Regions from separate parts of the Homo sapiens genome. Here region 2 is linked to region 1. The links are chromatin loops, found by intact Hi-C in ENCODE. Cell type or tissue: PC-3. All regions are shown on one strand. Links, peaks and the distances in the headings refer to the core of each region. The heading gives the core; the rest is flanking DNA.

What was found. Hi-C counts contacts between places; a loop is a spot of excess contacts. Peaks named below come from ENCODE experiments on the same cell type or tissue, not always from the same donor. Only the 100,000 strongest peaks of a DNase experiment are listed, where the experiment ranks them.
Region 2: a loop joins it to region 1, with 2.9 times the contacts of the local background. A loop is called at or near these places in 1 of 110 quality-filtered maps.

Annotation. Positions count from the first base shown.
Region 1 is chr9:79,015,845-79,028,778 of GRCh38, forward strand. No RefSeq gene overlaps it. Among named protein-coding and RNA genes, the nearest start is that of LNCARSR, 550 kb to the right of the region's middle. RefSeq lists enhancers at 6,599-7,798, 10,100-11,299. In PC-3, for the core only: no CTCF peak of the experiment used is centred there; DNase peaks (open chromatin) are centred at 5,437 and 7,527; H3K27ac peaks cover 3,824 bases.
Region 2 is chr9:78,719,825-78,732,758 of GRCh38, forward strand. No RefSeq gene overlaps it. Among named protein-coding and RNA genes, the nearest start is that of PSAT1, 430 kb to the left of the region's middle. In PC-3, for the core only: no CTCF peak of the experiment used is centred there; no DNase peak of the experiment used is centred there.

The DNA of each region.
Region 1 (12,934 bases), core at 4,814-9,813:
ACAACATTTGTCTATTTTCATTAAAATTAGATCTTTTTACACCCTTTATTACAGAAAGTTTTCTACAGAAGCTTTTTTATAAGCGCTAAGTGGTCTTGGGGAAATATTGGAGAGAGGCAAATCCTATTTATTGTTTTTTTTTTAAAGGTGTCTTTAGGTGAGAGGTAATCACACAGTCCTAAAAAGATCTGTTTGCTCACCCCCATCTGACTTGTAACCTAGGCCACTAATGACATAAAAATTATCTCCCAGCATGACTTTGTCCTTCCAACAAGGCACGGTTAGAAGCAGCCAGCCTATTGCTGCGTGATCAGAACCCATTTGCTACTGGAGCTTTGTGTGGTGCTGCAGGTATGTGGTACAGAGACGTGTCTCATGATCACATTAATGAGGAACCTGTCATCTTCTCTGTAGCTTCCAGCATTAACACCTCGAATGATGACTTGGAGATGTTAAGTCCTAGAAGGAGAAGAAACATGCTGAGGAGGTTAAGGGTGAACCAGTGAATTTCCCAGTGCAAACTTACCAAAAGTACTGCTTTTTTTCTTAAATGCTAGTAGTTTTGAAACAATGTAAAAAACCAGTCAGGTAATTTGATTAACAGCTCAGTTACAAGTTTGCAAACTTTCTAACTGTAATAATTATTTTCCTCAATGAATGAAACAACAAAGTAAGAGTTATTCAAACTGGTCTTATATTTACAGTGCCTAATTAAATTTAGGTGACCTTTTGGTAAAAATCGTATTATTCACAGAATGGGCCAAGTACCAGTCCACAGCTCGGGTGTATGAGGTATATTTTATTTTACTTAACAAACCCTTGCATATTACTTATCTTCTTGAAGACACCTTTGTAAAAGTGAATCTAATCTTTGTCCAATCTTCCTCACTTTCCAATTTAACAGATGAGAAAAGTGAGACAAAAGAAAGATCAAGTTTTTTTTTTTTTTTTTTTTTTTTTTTCCTCCAAGGGAATCAACTAATTCTGGTGGATTGGGATCTAAATTCTGAGTACTGAGTTTTTACCAAGCATAGGGGCAGATGGTCCAGTGCACACAGGTGTTCCCTGAGGTATCTGTTGGTATCATATGGCCTTCAGTGATCTTTCCATAGAGTTCATGTCTGAGCAACCCCTTGACCTTATCCCTCTAGTCCCTTGGGGTCCATATGCTCTGGCTCTAGCTACTCTCTTGGCCACATCTAGGAGGATCAAGACACATGGCATCTTTTTCACGCCAGGCTGTCTGAAGCTTTATCTGCCCAGTGTGCTATTAAGGTATTTCTTTCCCTAGGATGTTATCTCCAAATTAAGAATTCATTCATTCATCCAACAACTATGTTTTAGGCAACTTCTATGTGCAGATACTATACTAGGCACTAGGAAAACAGCCATTAAATATGCTTATAGGAAACTTTCATTCTAGTAGGGGCATATAGGCAATAAACAATGACCAAGATAGCAATAATATCTATCAGCACCCATCATTATATATGCTTTCATTACTTAATTTGAGTTCCCTCCAGAAGCAGGCAAGAACTTGAGTGCTGGAGATAATCCCAGGAAGTTGGAGTGAGGGGTGAGAAGAGTGAGACAGGAAAAAGGAAAAGCTGGTAAGCACTTGTAATCAAATTAATCACCACAGTGAGCACTTGGGGCTCAATTTTCCCTCTATCTTCTAAGTTACAGGATGTCTTTCAGATTATCCACTTAAAGTTTGAAAAAGAAAAGCAGATATGCATTGGCTCCTGGACCCCCATTATTTGAGGCATATCTGTAGATTAGCTCCTCTTCCTAATAAATGCTGCACATGTCTACTTACCATGACACAGCAAGATGCTGCCATTGCATAGAGTTGAGATTCATATGAAACACTCTGATGAAACCATGGCTGGAAGCCGAGGTGAGCTAAGGTAAAGAGTCTGAGTAAAAAGGACCCTCCTTACACTGCTCATACCCACTTATGCCTACATGAAGTCGAATCTGTCTGTGAGTGGTCAAGGTGCTAGCCTGTTTCAATCTCTACAAATACTTAACACAAGGATTAGTGAAACAAGTTTCAGTTGCCACAGCTGTAAATGGCCCCAAGGCCTATCTTGGTGAAAATGGTCCCAAGGCCCATCAACAATCTTCCTTCTCAACTATCCATTCCACATTCCGTCACTTCATCTGGTCTCAGTTGTTTGACGGGGTAAGCCCAGCCTTCATATCTAAAGAGCTCGAGTTTTTTGGTTCCTTGCCATTGTTTGGCTATGTTTGCTACAATCTTTGTTGATTGCTACCAGGAGACATAGGGGTAAAAGAAAGAAAACACCCCAGTGAAGAGTTGCAGACATGCTTCTCTCAGCCCGGTTTCGTAGCAGCAACTCCAGGTCCTCGTGATACTCTTTGTCAAATATTATACATCCCAGAGTAACTCCTTTTGTTGTCATTGTTGTTGTTCTTTTGCTTTTGGTAGCTGATCTACCAGCATGAGTTGCTTGAAATGACCAGGTGGGAGCTGCCATTTCAGGTTCAGTGGAATCCTTACTGTGTCTGCTGATGGAAACATTCCTTCCCTGGGACCTATGGTGGCAAATTGAAAAGGTCCTAAGGTTTGGGAACAGGAAACACTGATTCCTTAGTGGATCACTGAGAGCAGTGGTGAGATAGGCAACATCCACCTCTTGATTTCTGGATTCATGTAGTCTAGCTATGAAACCAGAGTGCTGGATTTGGCCATTAACCTGGTGCTGCGTGGCATCTGGAAGACAGAGAAAATACTGCAGGCTATTTCCCTCAAGTCAGAAGCTTAGTCGTTGTTTTATTATAGGTTTGCTGTTTCTGATAACGTAATCTAGAGCAGGACTAGTGGACCTCTGATCATGTGTCCAATATCTCACTTTCTTTGCATAAAATAGGTCCCGTACTTTAAGATGATATTATATATAATGACTCTAGACAGTGAGTTATCCCACCCACCTGACTGGTTGGTGGTTTCTCTGCAGTGGATAATAGGTGGTGTACAGTAACATGAGACACAATAGTCTACACAATCTACAGTGTGTAAGTTTACTAATAGGTTCATACAGAACCATTTGCCCTGCCTAGAATCAGAGGTGAGGCTGAGAGGAATTTAAGAAGCGCCCAAGAGGCATCTGTCACAGTGCCGTATTGAATTATATGTTCATTTGATTACATTAATCCCTAGATGATAAGCCCATTTAGGGGAGAGGCTACATCACATTAATCTTGTGTAGGCAACACTTATCACAGCATTTGGAATTTGGTGAACACTTATGTCATTTTGTTTTTTTTTTCATGTGAAGCATGCATGCAAATATAATTAGAGACCTTTTGGGTCTGTCTCTTATGGATGAGGAGAGAAACAAAGACTAATGATGGTGAGGGACTTTTATAGGTTCCTGCATCCACATGGTGGCAAAGGCAAGACCCCAAGTCAGTGTGACCCCAAGGTCACAGATCATCAGGCCATGATGCTTCTTCCTAGAGTTAAGTCTTTGTGGTAGAGATTGAGCATTATTTTTTAATAATCCAAGACTATCAAAGACGTATTAGCCTCTCAGCATGAAGTCAAGTGATTAAACTATAAAGAATTATAGAATTAATCTGTTGTTATCCATAAATAGCATAGTATATATTCTTTCATTATAAGACGCAAACCTGAAGTCCAAGCTACTGCAGAATATTTCACTTCTGATCTAATGAGTTTGGAAAATTTTCACTTCTCCTTGTGTTTCCACTAATTTTACTCCATCTTCTTTTGTTACCCCTTGAAATAACTTATATTTAAACCAAGTTAGGATTAGAATCACTAAAGCTGTACATTATAAGAGTAGAGTTTAGGTTGGGCGCGGTGGCTCACAAATCTCAGCACTTTGGAAGGCCAAGGCAGGCAGATCACTTGAGGTCAGAAGTTTGAGACCAGCCTGGTCAACATGTTGAAACCCCATGTCTACTAAAAATACAAAAATTAGCCGGGTGTGGTGGTGGGCACCTGCAATCCCAGCTACTCAGGAGGCTGAGGTAGAAGAATCACTTGAACCCAGAAGGTGGAGGTTGCAGTGAGCCAAGATCGTACCACCGCACTCCAGCCTGGGCAACAAAGTGAGACTCTGTCTCAAACAAAAACAAAAACAAAAACAGTTGAGTTTAAGGAACATTTCAGGGGGAGGATGCATACACTAACGAATAAGAACAAAATCTCTTTCTGCAAAGCAGTCTAGCAGTTTTTGGTCAAATTAAATATTCTTATAAGCTATGACCCATAACTCCTACTCTCAAGTCCCTAGCTTAGATGGCATCTCATACAGCTCCACAAAGGGAATGTGTAGATATTATTTAAGCACTGTTAGTGTGGTGGAGAGAGTTAGAGGAAACTCAGTGTCTTTCACCAGAGGAATGGATAAATATCTTGATTTGAATACAGTGCGACTGCTCTAAGAAAAGCCGGAATTACGGTGACTTAAACAAGACAGAGATGTATAGATCTCCATGTAACAGAGATCTGAGTGTCGGAAGTCCAAGGCTAATATGGCAGCTGCATGGTTTCTGTGGCTAACATTCCCTCTCTTCTGGTTCTCTGCCAACTTAGCACTTACTCTGCCTCCTAGTCTAAAATGATTGCTCTGGCTGCAGCTGGTGGGAGGAGGGGAAAGAAAAAGTGGAGGGCATACCACTTATATTTAAGAGTATTCCTAGAAGTCTGACACCTGTCTAACACTCGTATCTCATTATTCAGAACGTAAGTCACATGGCCACACCTAGCTTCAACAGATGCTGGGAAGTGAAATTCCTAACTAAATGGCCATGTGCTCAGCTGCCCATCACTATTAAAGGAAGAAGAAGGAATGGCTATTAGAGAAGAATTAGGCCTTTCTGATGTTGTAAGATTGTAATAAATAAATATTGTTGAATAAAACACGGCAACAGTTAGAACCAATGTATTCCAGCAATATGGATTGTTCTTAAAAAAAGAATACAGAGTGAAAAAAAAAGCAAAAACAGAACAAAAATGGGCTAATACATAATACACACAGATATGTAATTCATTCTTAAAAACAAGTATGGAACCTCAAAAGGACAATAATATTGTGCTAAGAAATGAAAGTTTTGCCAGTCAAATCTACACACTCAAATCTAGTTCTCATCATGTGGTCTACTGAAAATTACATAAATATTTTAGGGCCTATTTTTTCGTATCTGAAAATTTAATTATACTCATGAGGGTAAGATAAGCTTCTATACTTAAAATATTTATTACAGTGCTTGATACAGTAAATTCTCAATAGAGATTAGCTGTTATTACTATGTCTTTTTTATTAGAAATTGCATGAATGTATAAGATCAGAACTTTGTGTAAAGTTGACTCTTGGTAAATGTTGGTTGGATGCATGACTATAGAACAAAGAGTGTATTGAACACACAGAGAGGAATGAGCTGGGAAGTATTAAATCACATATCAAATATTTATTTAATACCTCATATGTGTCAGGCCCCTGGGATACACAAGTAAGTTAAAACTAGCATAGACGCTACTCAGTGCTGGAGAAAGGCAATTAAAAATCATACAAATACATGTAAAAATTTCAATTGCTATAAATTCAAGGAAGAAGAGAGACACTCTTCTATGTGTGTCATATATATATACATATACATATATGTGTATATACTGTATATGCATGCATTTATTTATAAATTTATGTTTATTGTATTTATATAATAAATATATGCATATATACACAATATATACATATGTATGTTAGTATTCATACATACATAAATATATGAGTGTGTATGCATATGTGTGTGTGTGTGTGTATTCCTTTCTATGTAAGTTATGCTTAAATTGACATATAATTAGGAAATAACTATTAACTAGAAAAAAAATCAGAGAGAAGAGCATTCCAGGCAGAAGTAACAGCATAGGAAAATGCACTGTTGCAGCCAAGGCACGGAAAATATAGTGGACTGAAAGAAAACCAGTGGGAATGGAGTGGAAAAAAACAAGAGAACAAGTGCTATGAGTTGACAGAATAGGTACAGGTGAGGCCATATAGGAGACAAAGGCTATTGGAAGGGGCTTTGTCTTTACTTTATAGAAAGGGATACTGTATTAGTTTCCTATTGCTGCTATAAAAAATTAGCACAAACTTAGTGGCTTAAAACAACACGAATATATTCTCTGATTATAGTTCTGGAAGTCAGAAGTCTAAGATCAGTTTCACTGGGTTAATATCAAAGTGTTGGCAAAGCTGGTTCTTCTCAAGGCACTGAGGAGAGGACCTGTTTCCTTACTTTTTCGGCTTCTAGTGGCCACCTGTATCTTTTGACTTGCGCCTCATTCTCTGTCTTCAAAGTGCGTCATCCCAATCTCTGATTCTGTCATCACAGCACCTTCTGCTTTGACCCTGAACTCGCCTGTCTCTTTTTTATAAGGACCATTGTGAGTCTATCAGGCCCATCCAGATGATACGTGATAATCTACCCATCCAAAGTTCCTAATTAATCACAATTGCAAAGTCTCTTTTGCCATATAAGGTAGCATTTTGTTTCTGAAGATTAGGACATGGACATAATGGGGGGGCTGGTATTCAGCCTACCGCAGAAGCCATTGAATTTGTTCAAGCAGGGAAAAGGGCACGTTCAGATTTGTGTTTTTAAAAGATTCTCCAGTTTTCTTGTAAAGGATGAATAGAAAGAGGGCCAAGTATGTTTGTGAACCAGTTTGGGAGGCCAATGCTGGGTTCTGGCAAGGGAAGCAGAAAAATAACTTCGTAACAAAGAAGGGAAAATAACATTTTGGCTAAAAGAATGCAAGACTGTTAGAGGTAAAAAGAAGTTTAGAGAACACTATCAGTGCTGTACTGGGTCTGGTTTGGTACTAGATTGCAAGAGCTGAAGTGTTCACCTATCCCAGCTCCACATTCAGTGGCATGTTGATAGCTTGGTATTGGCCACGGGGGGAGTATTTACACCATGGAAATTGGCCAACACTACAAATCAGGACATTTTTTCCCCCAAAGATCCAATGTCACAGAGTACTCCACTGACATTATGTAACCTACCAATTGAGCTAAGTCGTCTCCCTCTCTTCCAGGGGTCTGCTTCCAGTAATATCAAGCTCACTCCTAATCCTGCTGTTGAACAGTCCTGATTCTTAGAAGTTTCTTTGTGGAGACAGACCAAATGCTAATAGTGGCTGATTTTTCAGGTTAGGAATTTTTCCTTCCACTTCAGTGTTTTCTATGAGTTTTACAGTAAGCATGCAATACTTTTATAATTAGAAAACAAGTCAGCTTTACTTTTAAGTATTCATTAAAAAAACTACCAACTACCACATGAACGAGGACATGATGGCAAACTTGTTTTATGGTACGGATGACTAGTTTATGATCTAATCACTAAAAAATGTTTTCCTAGCCACCAGCTATGTGTGAGTTAGTCTTTGAATTTCTTGTGGAATTTGTTACAAGGCTTGGTCTCTTGATATATGTTCAAGACAGGGAGGAAGAGGATCAGAGTGGTGAAAATGAGAACAACAAAGAATACCTGCAAGTAGTAAGTATTGGAACATATACAATTACAGAATATAAAACACGTCATGAGAGAGTGGCAAAGCAATTTCACCTTGGCATTACACATGGTCTCAAGGCAATAGGAAGTGAGCAAGGGTATGATCCCTGGAGCAAGACTTCCTGAGTTCAAATTCCAGCACTACCACTGGTTACATGTGCTCTCTGGAAAAGGACTAAAACTCTCTCTGCCTCAGTTTCTTCATTTCATTTATGAAATGGAGGTAATGATAGTTACCCATAGCATTGAGTATTTGTGAGATTTAAATTAGTTACTCCATGTGAATCCCCTGGAAGAATGCTTGGCACACATTAAACACTCAAAAAGTGTCATTTATTTATTTGTTGGCATTCAACTGCACATATTCTCATTTATTTCAACATAAATTTTACTACAGGAAAAGCCATTTAAAGATTTATTTTAATTATAGCACTCTGCCACCTTCTTTCCCCAATGGATCTATCCAACTGAGAAAATGAGAGTGATTTAACCAAGTAAAATTGATGTAAATTTTTTTCCAAATATGTTAGATACTTGTTTTTTCATATTTGTGTATTGAGCTTTAGTCCAACCCTGTATGGTTCCCCAGTGATTTATAAGCATTACTGCTTATTTGCATATTAAATTCCCAAAGAATGCTACTCCAGCGACTTGATTCAGGTATTTCTTCCTCTAGACTTTTTCTCTCCCCAGTTGAATACACACACCCCTTGCTCTTCATTCTTTCTGGCAAGTTTTCTAAGGTGTGTACCAAGTTTTTGAGGAGCTGAATATCACGTTGCCTTGAGTCAAACAGGAGCCAGCTGGCACCATTTATCTCTTCAAATTACAAGAAAATGTGAGAAACAACAGGGTGTCTATGTGGGGTCCTGCAGAGCCCTAAAGGGCAGCTACGTGTGAAAGAGTCTATCATGGCAATGAGCTCGAGAATTACCTGTAATCCTGGAAGCTTCCAACTTGACAAAACTTATCTCAATGTGGTTTCTTGATCAGATTTTTAGATTTTTTTTTCTACCTTATCCAGCTACATCTTCAAAAGTTAGATGTGTTTGTGAGAGTGATAATGGTGGGAGGAAATTCATTTTGTTACTTTTTTGCTGGAATCAATGCAGTTTTTTGAAGGCTCCGTGAGATTCCAGTAGATATTAGACGTTTAAGTTTCCTAATTATTTATTATTTTTGTTGAATTTCATCACATCATCTCTTGAGGTAGGCTGTTTTATAGTGCATCACCTTGAGAAGAAACAAACACTCCCTCATAAGCATTTGAAGTCCCATGTAAGTTTAATATCTCAGTAAAAACTCATAAAGGATTTTTATTCGAGTGAAAATGTTATAACACAATCTATTTGAAACCTCATACAGAAAGATTAGCCAAGATGAATATATGCATGATATTTTTAGGAAGTCAAAATAAGTAGAAATTTCTTAGCACTTCTTTTTGTGTATGCCTTAGTGAAAGAAGAAATTACATAAGAAAAATCATAAATGTTAAATCTGGATTATTAGAAGGCATAAAGGCTTATCCTAGAATAGACTTTTTCTCACATATTCTTGTTACTACATTTAAGAAAATATAAGAACACAAAGACAGGATAATTCATTTTAAAATGTACATAATTATAAAATGCAAGGGAGCTGTTTGAAAAGGGTATAACCTTGAAAAAGGTTTATAGATTTAGACTAAATGAAAAAAAACTTTAGGAATTATAAATTTTTCCTGTTGCATTAAAAAACAGATTAAATATTTCAGAGACTGATTCAGAAATCAGTATAATAAATAAAAGAAAACTATGGGACACTATTACTGAGTTCTCTAGGAGCTTGAAGAAAGAAAATTTATGTGCTTCCTTACTTTTTAAAATGCACAAATCTTATATTTGTAGAGAAGTCAGTTTAACTTTGATAACTGGGTAGATACTGGAACTAACCATCAAGCAGTTTATAATCCCCTATAAAAGCACACCATTCTGGGTCACGATCAACATTGCTTTGCAGAAAGTAGATTTTGGACAAGATTCTTCAAATATGATAAAATAAAAATTTCAGGATGCATTGCAAGATGGATAATATACAATAAAAATACACATGAAAACTTTGAAATTGTGATTCTACTCTGTATGTCATTTTTAGCACGCCAGAATTTTCTCCAGCATACTACTGGAGACGTGGTTCTTCAACTTTTGGTCTTAGGACCCTATTATATTATTAAATTATTTTGAAGTACCCAAAGAGCTTTTCTTTATGTGGAATATAGCTACTATTAATATTTACTGTATTGGAAATAAAACTGAGAAACTTCTAAAACATAAGCATGTACAAGCACACATTCCATTAGCCAACAGATTGAGAATATCAACACGTCAGGTAGCCTTTTAGACAATTCCGTTGTACACTCATGAGAGAACAAGAGTGCAAAGGCAAATAAGTTTCTAGTATCACCACAAAAATAGTTGTGACTTCACAGACCTCCAGGTATCAGGGGCCCCAGTGGTTCCCAGAGCACACTTTGAGATCACCATGCTGCAGGGTTGGTAACTGAGAGATTATCAGACATCTCAGTGAGAGGAACCAAGAGTGACTCAAGGAAAGAATTTATGAAATATCCCTCAAGGTGTAAATTCTGTCTGGCTAAAAGTTAATATTTTTATTAGAGATCCCTGGGTATTATCTTTAAGCCTATGATTTTTATTCAAGGAAAAAATAATATTAGAAAGGTAAGGGGTAGGGGAGAAGGATTTGGTCATTATTTGATGAACATTTATTAACTAATCACATTATATAGGAAGCACTGGAGAGACAGAAAAGATCTTAAAGACCTTAAAGCTGTTCCTTGACATGTTCACCATCAGGGAGAGAGATCTATGTGCGCTAATAGAGTTGTGAACAGAAGTCTCAGGCAACCCAGTGGAAGGAAGAGTGATTTGTGCAAAATCATTTCAGGAAGTCTTCATCAAAGAGGCGATGCTCATGACCAGGTGTGCACAAGCAGTGCACATGCTGAGCAGAAGCACTCCAGGCAGTGAGTTCAGAGAAAAGTGCTGCAGGCAGAGCGTGACTCTGGGCAGAAAGACATGCAAGGGCATGTCTCCAAGGAATGGTGATCTTTCAGTAGCTGGAGCAGCAGGTGTTGTTGGGGTAGAACATGTGGGAGAGGTTAGGTGTGACTGCAGAAGGCTTTTTATGCTCACTGAGAAGAGTGGGCAGTGCCCTGTAGAGAACAGGAAGCTGCTGAAGTTTTTTTTAGCAGACGGATGATTTTTCAGAATCATGTTTCAGAAAGTCAGCTCAGTGGCTCTGTGGAGGAGAAAAGGGATGAAGCTGAAACTAGAGCTTGGAAGCGCAATTTGGAGCATCTTGGAATAGTCTAAGCTGGAACACTGTGTTGCATGGGCTCTGAAATCAGTCTGCTTAGGTTCAAACGTTAATTACTGCCTTCATTTGGGGACCTCAAACAATTAGCTAGCTATAGAGTAGAGGAGTGCCAGTAGCTACTGTAAGAATGACTTGATACAATAAAATAAAGTATAATGAAACATTAATGCACTATAACTTTGTAATCGATATTAGTTATCATTATGGGTGCATAAAATTATAGGGAAGAGGGAAAACTTGGAGCAGATTCTAGAGATATTTAGGAGTTAGGATTCACAGGATTTTTGTGAAAATGTTGGATGGTGGTGATAGATGGTGAAATTATTTCAGATGTTTAGATTCAAGAGAATTCTGGGAAATGACAGATAATAGGTAATGCAGGGAGGGGACAAAGGGCATGAGAATGTGGAGAAAGTAAGGCCTATTTTCACATAAATAATGTTTGTAAAAATGATGGGAAATGTTTACTGCAGTTACCTCGCATAATACGGAGGTGCAGTGTGTGCCATTGATGATGAAACGTATCCAAGAAGTTTTAAGGAACAAGATGGAAAAATTCACTTGTGATAAATCTCACAGACCCAATCAAGGGAGGAACAGGGTAACTAAGCTTCTAACAGAAATATGTAATTTCTTAAGAAAATCAAGTGCTCTCCTTGAGGACTAGAGGGTAACATGCAGCCTTTAAGGAAAGAATAGGTGCAAATTAAGAGAGAAGTTGGGAATGAAAGCTGGCAATGTATTTTTTTCTTTAGCATAAAAAATTGCACATTATCAATGTATTACAAGAAAGATGAAGTGCTCAAATCCACACAGCCAAAATGCCCAGTCTAGGTAAGTTTCTGTTATAATAAGTCAATTTAGAATAATAAAAGTTGTTAGGAAAAGAGAAGTTTTTATTGACTTAAGTGGTCAAAGGGTGCTGATTTAAAAGAAACACAGATTCTCTGAAAGATGTACAGACTTTCTCATAGATTTATCAGTAGTTTAAAAGGGAGTGAGTAAAAACTAGAATGAAATATTATTTTCTCAAACACAAATAACCGATGTAAAGTAAAACACCCAAGTGATCAGCTGGGCATCTCTGCATGCTGTTCTTATGTTAGCTATTTGCAAAGATGTGGGAGAAATCTCAAGAAAATAATTACTTGGAGGAAGAAAGTTACTAATCTCAAAGTAAGGTAGAGGAAAAGATAAAAGGATTAGATGGAGGGACTTATGTTACAGTGATAGTATTCTGAACCACTTATTTCTTTAGGAGAAGGGAGAGGTGAAGGGGAGTGGGGAACAGTCGTCTTTGAAATTAGAATAGCTCATAAAATAACTAACTACAAGGTAAGCATTATTAGAATCTGTGCCAATTCACGGACTGTTTGCATTCAGACACTGGTCGTATTTTATTATAGTCACACGTGAATTGACAAAATGTGAAGCATTTTGTATTTACAGTTCAGTGGAATAATTTTTCTACTCTGACTGCTTGAATGTATTGTTTGGCTTCAGGGAGAATTGCTCATGTTCTTGGAATGGAAACAGATCTGAATAATGGTGTTATCAAATTAAAAGCTGGTCTTAAGGCTTAAGACATACTAGGTATGTCTTGAAAGCAATTTTTTCTGTTCCTCTTCTGTTCCCTTACTGAAATACCATTGATCAGTGCTTAAAATGGAAATGTGGATTTGTAATCACCTTGGTGAGTGAAAAAGGATGCCACACAGGGTGTTAGTTTCCTACCTCAGTATGAGAATTCACAGTCTCTTGGGATAGAAGTAGCACCTTCCACTTGTTCCTCCCTCTGCCTCCCAACACACACACACACACACACACACACACACACACACACACACACACACACACACAAGCTCTCCTTGCTCGTAAGCCCTCCTTAGGGTTATAAAATGGGTGAGATCTTTCTGAGATCTAAATATAAAGGAACGCAATTTTAACATATTGTGTCATTAAGAAGTTTAGGAGCTTTTAGACACAA
Region 2 (12,934 bases), core at 2,919-7,918, 300 kb before region 1:
ACCTAATTGTCAGGCTGTAATGTTGATTTATCCACTCTTAGCCCTGATATGTGATATGGCCATCACAATCATTTGCTGTTTTTTATATGGGCAGTATTGTCTAGTTGAACAAAAGTTTCTTCTTGTTTTATAGCATAAGACAGAAATACTTTGTTGAGAAGAATCATTTGGAAAGTTTGGCATATATAGTAGACAGCCAGCTTCTGTTTAGCTTGATACTATATAGTGTGGAAGGTAAATCTAGGTACACGAGCTGGATTGCCTAGAATTTTTTTTTCTTTTCCTGTACAGTAAACAGTGTCTTAGTCTATTTGGCTGCTATACCAAAATAGCATAAACTGGGTGGCTTATAAACAACAGTTTATTTCTCACAGTTCTAGACGCTGGGAACTCTAAGAGCAAGGTGTTGGCAGATGTGGTGCCTGGCAAGGCCATATTCTTGTAACCTCACGTGGTGGAAGGGGATATGTGAACTCCCTTTGGCCTGTTTTGTAAGGACACCAGTCCCCAACTCTCAATGTCCCCACAACTTAATAAAATTACAGTGGGAATTAGATTCCAATAGAAAAGTGTGGGGAAAACACAAACATTCAGACCACAGCATCTGGGCAATGAGAAAAAGAACTTATAAAATGGCCGTTCTGTTTACATGTGTATATTTTAAATGGGCTTCTGTCTCCAGCACTTTGTTTCCTCCCTCAGGTTGCTTGGGCCTGAGAAGCCTCAACAAATCTGTTGAGTCCTAGCGGCTATACCTCTAGATCTCAGTTTTTAAAATTAGTAATGAATAATGATATATTTCCTACTTACCTTGCAGATTTCTTATGAAGATTGAATATTAGTGCATGATAGGTACAATATATCTACAGTTTCAGATTTTGAGTCATTGTCTTTCCTCTTGCTATTACACTAAAGCCCAAACTACTTGCCATGGAAAATAAGGCCTGGCTCTTGCTTTTCCCTCTCCAGTGCGTCTCCTTCTGCTCATTCCACCACCTACACCTTCTATGCTGCACACCAGACATAACATCATTTTGATCTGCTTGTGGTTCTCCAAAGACACATTGCTCTCTCTCACCCACAGGTGTTTTCTCATGCTGCCCCCTCTGCCTAAAGTGCTTGTTATCTACTCATGTTTTAGTCACTCTCCAGGTTTCTAGACCCTTCTCCTCATTCCCCTCGAGCTAAGACTCATGGAAGATAGTGGAGGCAAGGCTGTGAGTGCTGAGGAGGAGGATGGGGAGGGTTTCTTCTCCCTTGCTGATGGGGATAGGAGACATAAGTGAGTCAGTACCAACTCTAATTTTACAGATGGGGCAACAGAGTCACAAAGGGTTCAAGTAATTTTTCCAAGGGAATAAAACAAGTAATTTGTAGAGCTGCGATTTGAACCCAGACAGTCTGCCTGAAGAACGAGGGCATTTATTCTATGCTATACAGAATGTGGTGAATGATTTGCTTATCTCTTCTCTCTCCTGTTGTGCCATTTTCTTCTCCCTAATCCACGCTGTAGTGTTTATTAAAACCTTACCGAAGAATTAAGTAATGGGAAAACTCACATGCAGAAAACAAAGCTTAGATTAAGAACAAAAAGATGTTCATTCTCTGGTGATATCCTTCCACCCCCACTTGAACCCCTATGATTCCCCCTCCTACCAGTAGGAACAGCATCATCCCAGGTCCCAGTGTGCTACCTTTCTTTGGGGTTCCTTATTCCTCTTCTCCCTATCTCATAACCAGTTCTAAGTCAATGTATTTGTTCTGGTTATCTATGGCTGAGTAACAAACTACCCCAAACTTCAGTGGTTTAAAATAACATTTTTTCTCCTTTTTTTTTTTTTTAACATATCATGATTTTGAAGGTTAGCATTTTGCATGATGCTAAGCTTCTCTACATTGCACTGACTGGGATCATGTGGTGTTTTATCTGGCTGGAGGCAGGGCTGGTCTGGCGGGACCAAAAGTGCCCATTGCCTCCAAGGGCATTGCTGAAAGGCTGGATTCAAGTGGTTCCCCTCCTTCCTCCATGTAGTCTCATAAAAATCTTGAGACCTCTCCATGGTCTCTTAAACAGGGTAGTCAGACTTCTTAGTGATCGTCTTAGGGCTCACTACTCTTAAATATATTCTTTATAGCACATATTTGCTTTTTCAGCTTTTAAAAATTTAGTGTTCCAGGAGAGAGGAAGTGGAAGCTGCCAGTCTGTGAAGACCTGGAAACAGGCACATGACACTTCTGTCATATTCTGTTGCATGTCATAGTGGACATAGGACCTGCCCAAATTCAAAGAGAAGGTTTAAAGTTCCTCCACTCCTGCTGAGGGCAGTGTTGAATAGTTAGTGGACATCTTTGATTGATCATAGTAATAACTTTCTGCAGAAAAGCCAGTCTGCTGACAATGAAGGTGGTGGGGGCAGTATGGAGTAGCAGTCAAACATCTAGGCTCTGGCAACTTCACAAGTTAGTATCCTGACTCCACTATTTACTTGCTATGTGCCCTGCGGAAAGTCAACTGTCTGTGCCTCAGTTTTCTCATTTTAAAAAACAGAACTAATACTCTACTTCATACCTGCATAGAGGGTCCCTACCTTATAGAGTCGTGGCAAGTAATACATATAAGGAACTTAGGACAATGTCCAGCACATGACGTGAGCTGTTATTAAACAGAGACAAAGGAGTTTCACTACTCATTGTCTCAATGAAGAGGATGATAGCTGTCCTTTGCTTTACTAAATGGCCCAGTAACATAATATAAGCCACCCTCTCTTCCCCTGCAAAAATCTACTCCTTCCCCTAATCCCCTCTGCACCCACCCCTGCATATGCCTTCCAAAAGGGGAGCCTGCCTTCTCCAAAAATGATTAAGAAAATTGCTGGCAGCTTTAAAGTAGCAGATTGCCTCTACCTTGAGCAATGCAGGTTTCCATGCTCTTAGGACAGAACTTGGTTGTAGCACGATGTCACACTTATCATGGCACTTTAAAAATTGTGTTGAAATTAACTATAATCATCTGTCTCCCCCATTAGACTGTGAGTTACTCAAGAGCAAAAATTTAAAACTTCACCTTTTTTTCCCCCAATGGTAAGCAAGGTAACTAACCGTAGGTGTTCAATATATTTGTAGAATGAGTGGCTTAAAATATAAAATTAACTTTAAAAAAAAATTATTCAGGCAAAGCTGGTGTGGATTAGAATGATTTTTTAAAGTTGTATGGGTGAATAAAATGTTCAAGTTCTACAAGATATTTTTAACAGATAAAAAGGAAATATGTGTCATAAAGAATATATTCAAGAGTAGTAATTAAGTAACATTTTCATTTTGTTTATTCCTCCTTTAGGAGATTCTAAATCTAATTCAGATCCTAGGTTCAGATTTTCTTTTTGTTGATAGCTAATAAGTCGTGGTCCCCACTGTACTTAGCACCACCTGAAATTACGGTTTCACTCACATTTTTGTTCTATTTTTTTTTCCTAATGAATCTATCATTTCTCATCACTTTCTGAAGTTTTCGGCTTTTTACCTTTCCATCATATGGACATTGGGTTCCAGGAAACATTTTGTTTTCCCTCTTGGCTTTATAACTCTACCTTTTGGTTTTTCAGACAACTCCAGATTTGCACTTTTATCACTCCTTTTACAGGATGTTGACATTGATTTTGTTTTTCAGTGGCTCTCTATTGCTTCTCCTTCGTTCCTCCAGGATTATGTTTTACATTTAGGTCATTGTTCAGTGCCCCCCGATTCCAAATAAAATCCTATTTCTGGAGTTAGTTGGGTCCTAGTGGACCTAAATAGAGCAGAGGATGACTATGACAATAAATGAATCATGGCCAAAGCCTTCCTAATGAAGGCCCCTAAACCTACTGAGAAAAAATATTTACAAAGCCATTCATTCTATTTGCTGAATACACAAATCAAAACATTAAAAAGTTAGATATGGACATTAATACTCCACTATGTTTTTGCTCAGTAAATCCCCCACTGGAGTCACCGCTGTAACCCTGAATAAGTGTAAATGTTGTGAATTCATTATTACATCCTGGACCTTACTTGGTTTATGGCAAATATTTATTTTACTTTGAAGTGGCTGCATGTTTAAAGCCTATAACTATGATTACTAATTTTATTTTTTTGGTTTAATAAAAACTGAAATGTGAAGATGGCTAACTAGAGGTGCCCAACACTCATTTCCTCCACAAAAAAGGACCAAAGTAACCATTAGGTAACCTCACATGGAATAGAGTGTCCAAGGGAGAATACGGGAATTCAACAAGAAAGGGACGAAGATCCTCTGAGGCACAGAAACTTGAGATGGCTGCACAGAGAAGGAAGAAAAGCAGCTGGACAAAATTAGCTCAGAGTCAAGAGGGACTCCCAATTGTGGGGAAAAGGCAGGTGGAAGATCCCCAGAAGTCTACATTCTCACCACAGATACCTGCAGTCTTAGTTGCAGTGGAGCCCCTCAGCCCTCACAGGCCCTGAGTCTAGTATAGAGAGCTGCTTAAAGTCTATGTGACTGCATTGTTCCAGAGAGGAAATTCATATTGGGTCACCCCCACCACTGGGATCCAAGCTGCTGCAGCATGGTACCATATTGAGAATAGAGACAACAGAGACTGCATCCTGCCCTGGGGCCCCCTAGCCCCTATATTTCCACATGGGGTCCCACTAAGATCACCCACATCTACTTAAACAGCCACAGCATTGTGAGACCAGCTGGACCCAGCACTTGACCCCATGCAGTGCCCTGTATCCTGGGAAACAGATACTCCAGCACATCAGAGAGGCTGCCCCAAGGACACTGGGAGCTGAAGTGTGCATTCACTGGGGCCTGAGAGTTGCCCACATGGGTCTTCCACCACCAACAGTAACCCTGCCCCTCCAGCAGTGGAGCTGATATGTACCCATGTGTGCCCTGCAGGGGCTCAATAACTGGCCCTACTACTGCCACTACTGGCCACTACTGCCACTGCTGGCACCTAGGAATGATACTAAGGGGCCTAAGGTCCATCTGGAGTTTGCTATCCCTACTGCTGACTACCTTATCCCCTCCAGTGGCAGGGCTACCACACACCCATGTATATCTGCCAGGTGCCCAAGGACTGGCCTACCCAGTGTTTCTGTTCCCAGCAAAGCCAAACCACAGCCTCCACAAACAACCGCAGCATTGGCCACTGTGGAACTTGCAGACAACACTGATGTTTATTATAGCTGAAAAAAAATCATACGGAAACTATATGACTGCACCCACCAAGAGCCAAAGCCAAAGCACCCTTCTCAACTGACACTGTAGGTACATCTGCCAGAAAAGTCTTTAAATCTACTTCATAACATTGGAAAGAGTGAGTGTTACACCAGACACAGATATCAACATAGGGACATAAGAAACATGAAAAAGCAAGAAAATGTGACATCACCAAAGGAGCATAATGATATTCCAGTAATTGGTCTCAAAGGAAAGGAATTCTATAAAATGCTGGAAAAGGAATTCGGAACAGTGATCTTAAGGAAACTAGTGAGTTACAGGAGAACACAGACAATTCAACAAAATCCAGAAAATAATTCATCACCTAAATGGGAAATCTAACAAAGAGACAGATAAAGAACCAAAGAGAAATTATGGAACTGAAGACTTCAATGAATAAAATTAAAAAACCATCAAGAGCTTCAACAATAGACTAGATCAAGCAGAGTAAATAATTTTTGAACTTGAAGATAGGCCTTTTGAAATAAACCACTCAGATCTCCCTCCACCCCCCTTCCCTAAAAATTTAAAAATGAAGAAAGCCTATGTGACATACGTGACACCATTAAGTGAACAAATACTCAAAATTTGGAAGTTCCAGATGGAGAAGAGATGAGAAAAGACATAGAAAACCTATTTAATGAAACAATAACTGAAAATCCCCCAAGTCTTGAGAGAGATATATAAACAGGAAGTTCAAAAATCCCCAAATAAATTTAACCCAAAATGGTTCTCTGAGGCACATTATAGTTAAAAGTCAAAGACAAAAACAGAATTCTAAAAACAGCAAAAGAAAAGCATCAAGTCACATGTAAGGAAGTCTGCATTAGACTCACAGCACATTTCTTGGCACAGAAACCTTATAAGCCAGGAAAGAATAAAGTGATATATTCAAAGTGCTGAAAGAGAAAACAGCTTTCAGAAAAGGACACTATATCTAGCAAAGTTATCCATCATAAATGAAGAACAAATAAAGTATTTTGCAGACAAACAAAAACTGAGGGAATTCATGACTAGAAATACTAAAGTGAGTCCTATAACTGGAAGTGAAAAGATATCTACCATGGAGAAAACACATGATATATTAAACTCACTGATAGAGCAGATATACAAATAAGAAAGAGAAATCAAACATTATCACTACAATCACCAAACTGCAAAAATAAAGAGAAAGGATATGCAAAACAGAACAATTAACAAAATAACAGGAGTAAGATCACCAGTAACAACCTTGAATGTAAAAGGTTTAAATTCCCCAATTAAAGACATAGATGGGTTGAATGAATTACCAAAAAAAGCCTAGCTATATGCTACCTACAAAAAACTCAGTTCACCTGTGAAAGGCACATACAGACTGGAAATGAAGGGATTAAGGAAAAGATATTCCACAAAAATGGAAACCAAAAGTGTTCAGGGGTAGCTATACTTAAATCAGACAACAAATCTAAAAACATAGACTTTGAATCTAAAACATAAAAGGATATAAGAAAGGTCATTATGTAATGATAAAGGGGTTATGTTAGCCTGTTCTTACATTGCTATGAAGAAATACCTGAGACTGGGCAATTTATAAAGAGAAGAGGTTTGACTCACAGTTCTGCATTTCTGTGGAGGCCTCAGGAAACTTACAATCATGGTGGAAGCCAAAGGAGAAGCAGGCACCTTCTTTACAGGGTGGCAGGATGGAATGAATGCAAGCAGGGGAAATGCCAAATGCTTATAAAACCATCAGATTTCCTGAGACTCACTGTCATGAGAACAGCATGGGGGAAACCATCCTCATGATCCAATTACCTCCATCCTTGGTCCTGCCCTTGACATATGGGGATTATGTGGATTAAAATTCAAGATGAGATTTTGAGTGGAGACACAGGCTAACTGTATCAGGGATCAGTTTAACCAGAGGATGGAACAATTGTAAATATATATGCACCCTACACTGAAGCACCAGATATATAAAGCAAATATTAGAGCCAGATACAGACTCCAAGATAAAAACTGAGGACTTCAACACACTACTTTTAGCATTGGCTAGATTATGTACACAAAAAACTAAAACTGAAAATAAACCACATTATAGATCAAATGGAGCTAACAGCATTTCCAGAACATTTTATCAAATGGTTACAGAAAACACATTCTCATCAGCAGATGGAACATTTTCTAAGGTATACCATACGTTAGGCAACAAACCTAATCTCAACCAACTTTTAAAAATCAAAATCATATTGAGTATCTTCTTAGACCATAATGGGATAAAACTAGATATAAATAAGAGGAACTTTGGATACTATACAAATCTTTGCCTAGGCAAATATTTTATAGGTAAGACTTCAAAGGCTCAGGTAACATGGGAATTAAACAACATGCTGCTGAATGACCATTTCGTCAAAAAGGAAATATAAAAACTTGTAACAAATGAAAATATATACACAGTATACCAAAATCTGTGCCATTTAGTCAAAACAGTATCAAGAGGGATGTTTAAAGCAATAAATGCCTACATCAAAAAAGTAGAAAGATTTTAAGTGAAAAACCCAACAGAACACTAAAAGGAACTAGAAAAGCAAGAGCAAACCAAATTCAAAGTTAGTAGATGGAAAGAAATAGAGAGCAGAACTGAACAAAATACAGATAAGAAACTACAAAAGATTAAATGTAGCTGTTTTTTAAAAAGAGGTAAACAAAATTGGCAAACTATTAGACTAAGAAAAAGAGACTATCCAATTAAAACCAGAAATGAAGGAGACATTACAATGAGTACCACAGAAATACAAAGGTTCATTAGAGACTATTATGAACAACTATGCAATTTCCCAAAAATTGGAAAACCTGGAGGGAATGAATACTGAGATTGAACCAGGAAGAAATAGAAAACCTGAACAGACCAGTAATAAGCAAAAATATTAAATCAGTAATAAAATGTCTCTCAAAAAAGAAAAGCTCAGGTGGCTTTACTGCTGAATTCTACCAAACTTTTAAAGGAGAACTAACACCAATTTTCCCCAAACTATTACAGTATACTGAAGAAGGAATTCTTTCTAACTTGTTCTGTGAAGCCAGCATCATCCTGATGCCAAAAATCAGACAAGGACACCCTAAAAAAGAAAACTATAGGCCAGTATCCTTGATGAACATGGATGCAAACATCCTCAGCAAAATACTAGCAAACCAAATCCAACAGTACATCAAAAAGATAATACAACAAGATCAAGTGGGATTTATCCTAGGAAGGCAAGGATGGTTCGACATATGCAAATCAATAACTGTGATACGCCACATCAACAGAAGTAAGGACAGAAACCATACAATCATTTCAATAGATACAGAACAAGCATTTGATAAAATTTGACATCCCTTGATAATAAAAACCCTCACAAACTGTGTATAAAAGAAGCATGCCTCAAAATGAAGGTCAAATATGACAAACCCACAGCCAACAAAATGGGGAAAAATTGAAAGCCTTTCTTCTAAGATCTATAACAAGACAAGGATGCCAGCTTTCACCACTTTTATTCAACATAATATTGGAAGTCCTGGTGGAACAATTAGTCAAGAGAAATAAAGGGCATTCAAATTGGAAAAGAAGATGTGAAAATGTCCCTGATTGCAGATGACATGATCTTTTTTAAAGAAAAACTTAAAGACTATTAAAAATCTTTTAGAATTGATAAGTTTGGTAAAGTTGCAGGTAACAAAATAATTGTACAAAAATTAGTAGCATTTCTATATGCTAATAACAACTATCCAAAAAGGAAGTCAAGAAAGCAATCCCATTTACATTAGCTATAAAAAATAGGAATAAATTTAACCAAGGAATTGAAAGATCACCACAATGAAAACTAGCAAACATGGATGTAAAAAATAGGACACACAAAAATGGAAAGACATACTCATGGATTAGAAAAATTAATATTGTTAAAATGACCCTATTAACCAAAACACTCTATAGATTCACTGTAATCCCTATCAAAATACCAATGACATTCTTCACAGAAATAGAAAAAAGCCTGAAACTTGTATGGAACCACAAAAGATTCTGAATAGCCAAAGTAATACTGAGCAAAATCAAAAGAAGTAAACAAAAGAGCTGGAAGCCTCATACTACCCAACTTCAAAATATATTACAAAGCTATATAACCAAAACAGCATGGTATTGGTATAAAAACAGATACATAGACTTATGGAACAGACTAGAGAACTCAGACGTAAATTCACATATTTTTAGCCAACAGATTTTCAACCAAGAACATACACTGAAGAAAGGACATCCTCTTCAGTAACTGGTGCTAGGAAAACTGGATATCTGTATGAGGAAGAATGAAACTAGGCCCCTATCTCTCACCATACACAACAATAAATTCAAGATGGATTCAATACTTAAATATAGGACCCAACACTACAAAACTACTGGAAGAAAATATAGGGTAATTGTTCAGTATACTGGTCTAGGCACTGATTTTATGCATAATACTTCAAAGGCGCAGGCAACAAAAACTGAAATAGACATATGGGATTATATTCAGCTAAAGAACTTCTGCACAGCAAAGGAAACAACAGAGCATAGAGACAATATGTAAAATGGGAAAAATATTTGAAAACTATTCATCCAACAAGGGCTTCATATCCAGAATACATAAGAAAGGCAAAGAGAAAAAAGCCAAATAACTCAATTAAAAAATGGGCAAAGTATCTGAATAGACATTTCTCCAAAGGCGACTTACATACAGATACATGAAAAAATGCTCAACATCACTAATCAGGGAAATGCAAATCAAAACCACAATGAGATATCATCTCAACCAGTTAGAATGGCTATTATCAAAATAATACTGATAAAGATGTGGAGAAATGGGAACTGTTACGCAGTGTTGATGGGAATGTAAATTAGTGCAACCATTAAGAAAAACACTATGGATATTGCTCAAAAAATTAAAAATAGAACCACCATATGATCCAGCAATCCCATTTCTGGATATATATCTAAAGGAAATGAAACAAGCATTTCAGAGTTATCTGCAGTTCCATGTTCATTGCAGCACAATTCACAATAGTCAATATATGGGATTAACCTAAATGGCCATCTACAGATGAATGGATAAAGAAAATGTTACATATATATATATTTTTATATATGTGAATATTTGGCCTTAAACTGTAATCATGTCATTTACAGCAGCATGGATCAACCTGGAGGATACTATCTAAAGTGAATTAAGCCAGATACAGAAAAAGAAATACCGCATGATCTCCCTCATATATGGAATCTCAACAAGATGATTTCATAGAAACAGAGAGTAGGATAGTGATTACCAGAGGCTGGGAGAGTAGGGAGTAGGAGGGGAACAGGAGAGGTTGGTCAACCGGAAAAAAGGTACAGTTAGACTGGAAGAATAAGTTTTGGTTTTCTTTTACACAAGTTGGGTGACTATAATAACAATGTAGTATATTTTAAGATAGAAAATTTTGAATGTTATCACTACAAAGAAATGATAAAAGTTTAAAGTGATGTATATGGTGATTACTCTATTTTGATCATTATACAATGCATGCAATGAAACATCACACTGTGCCTCATAAATGTGTACAGTTTTTATGTGTCAATTATAAATTAATTTGAAAAACTAGAGAGTAGAATTATGGCTATTTGAGGCCAAGAAGGGTAGGGGGATGGGGAAACGGGGTGATTGGTTAACAGATACAAAATTATAGCTATATGGGAGAAATAAGTTCTAGTGTTTCATAGCATTGCAGGATGAATATAGTTAATAATTTATTGTATATTTTCAAAAAGCTAGAAGAGAGGAGTTTGAATGTTCCTTATACAAAAAAAATCAATATTTTAGGTTATAAAGTAATTACCCTGATTTGATTATTACACATTATATACATCTATGAAAATATCACTCTGTATTTCATAAATATGTATAATTATTACATGTAAATTAAAAGAAGAACACTATAAAAATTATAGGTTGACTTCTTAAAAATATGAACCTAGGCAAAATTAAACTAATACCTACTGGTCATTGCAATGTGTAAATTGTGCTGACCATCATGTGGGATGTTAATAGGGATAGTCTCTTTTCTAAGAGCCTCTTAAAATCAGACATCTTAGGGCTGGAAGGAATTTTTTGAGGTTGTGAGTCCAATCCCTAACCTTTATGAATAAGGAATCTAAGGTCTTAAAAGGCTAAGTGATCTTGGGAAATGCACTTAACCTGTTTGAACTTCAGTTTCATTTTAAAAAATGGAAATAATATCAAACTCACAGGATTGTCATAAGAATTAAAAGCAATAATATATGTTCATAATATATGAGCCAACTGCTGCCCATAACAAACTACCAGTAAATGATGCCTTCTTTTAGTGTTATTATTGGCTATGATGATACAAATAGTTGCAAACCACAAATACAAATTCGGTTCTTTCAAGCGCATTGTTTTATATAGTTCTCCATGCTATCAATGTATCATTTTCCAATCTGGGCAAAATTTGTCTTTCATTAAAGATACATTCAGAAATAGATAGGTGTTACTTGTCAGACTGCCATTTGTTTTCAACAAATCACAACATAAACAAAAGAATGTTCCAAACAAAATAACAGCAACAAAAACCCCAAACCTTTTTGGTGTGCACTTCTTAAATGTAGCATTAAGTTAAAAGTTATATATATATATATATATTTTTTTTTTTTAATTAACACTTTCTAATATAGACACATTAAATGTCATCCATTTGTTCTGCTAAGCATCCCAAATGCTACAGGATATGCTCCAGATTGTAATTCCTATTAGATCTTTCACACTTTCATTGTTTATTAGTTTGTCTTTGGTTGTTGTAGTAGTGGTCAGCTTGGCTACCTCTTCCTGAAGGGCAGGGGTAAATCCTGCTGTCCTATCTTATTTGCAAGATTTCTATCTAAAGCTGGGTAGGAGCCAGTGCTGCTGAGGCTGGTGAATTGGATGTTTACCAACCCTATGTTCTTGGAAAGCCTATCTTATCACTTTATATGAAAGATGGATAGGAGAGTCTTTCCCGATCTAACCTACTAATTTTATCCAGCTCCAAAATGCAAGTGTTTCTTTCTTATGGAGGTTTGAGTGGAACAATATTTAATAGACAAAACTGAAATGTGCCACTGGGTCTCATACATGCACCTCCATGTTCTCTATAGTATTATTTTCAATAAAGATTTTCCATCAATTTAGTAACATTAAGTAGCTTTACAACTTTGTGGAGAGTTGCTTTTTGAATATAAGCTTTATTCTTATGTAAAATTAGATTATCACATCTGCTTCTTCAATTCTTCTTTATTGATTTAAGCTGTCTAGCTGTGTCCCTCACCGACTTTAATTCTAAAAGCAATGGGGCTTGTATTAGCCAGGGTTTTACAGAGAAACAGAACCCATTGGATGTATATGTGTATACATATAGAAAGAGATTTTTTTTTGACTCAAGCAGTTACAGAGGCTGGCAAGACCCAAATCTGCAGTTGGCAAGTTGAGGGCTCAGGAGCATCCATGTTGTAATTCCAATCTGAATCCAAAGGCCTGCGAACCAGGAGAGCTGATAGTATAATTCCGGTCTGAATGCCCAGGAAGAACTAATGTTTCAGTTCAAGTCCAAAGGAAGGAAAAAACTAGTGTTCCAGCTCAAGGTAGTCAGGCCAGAGGAAATTTCCCCCCT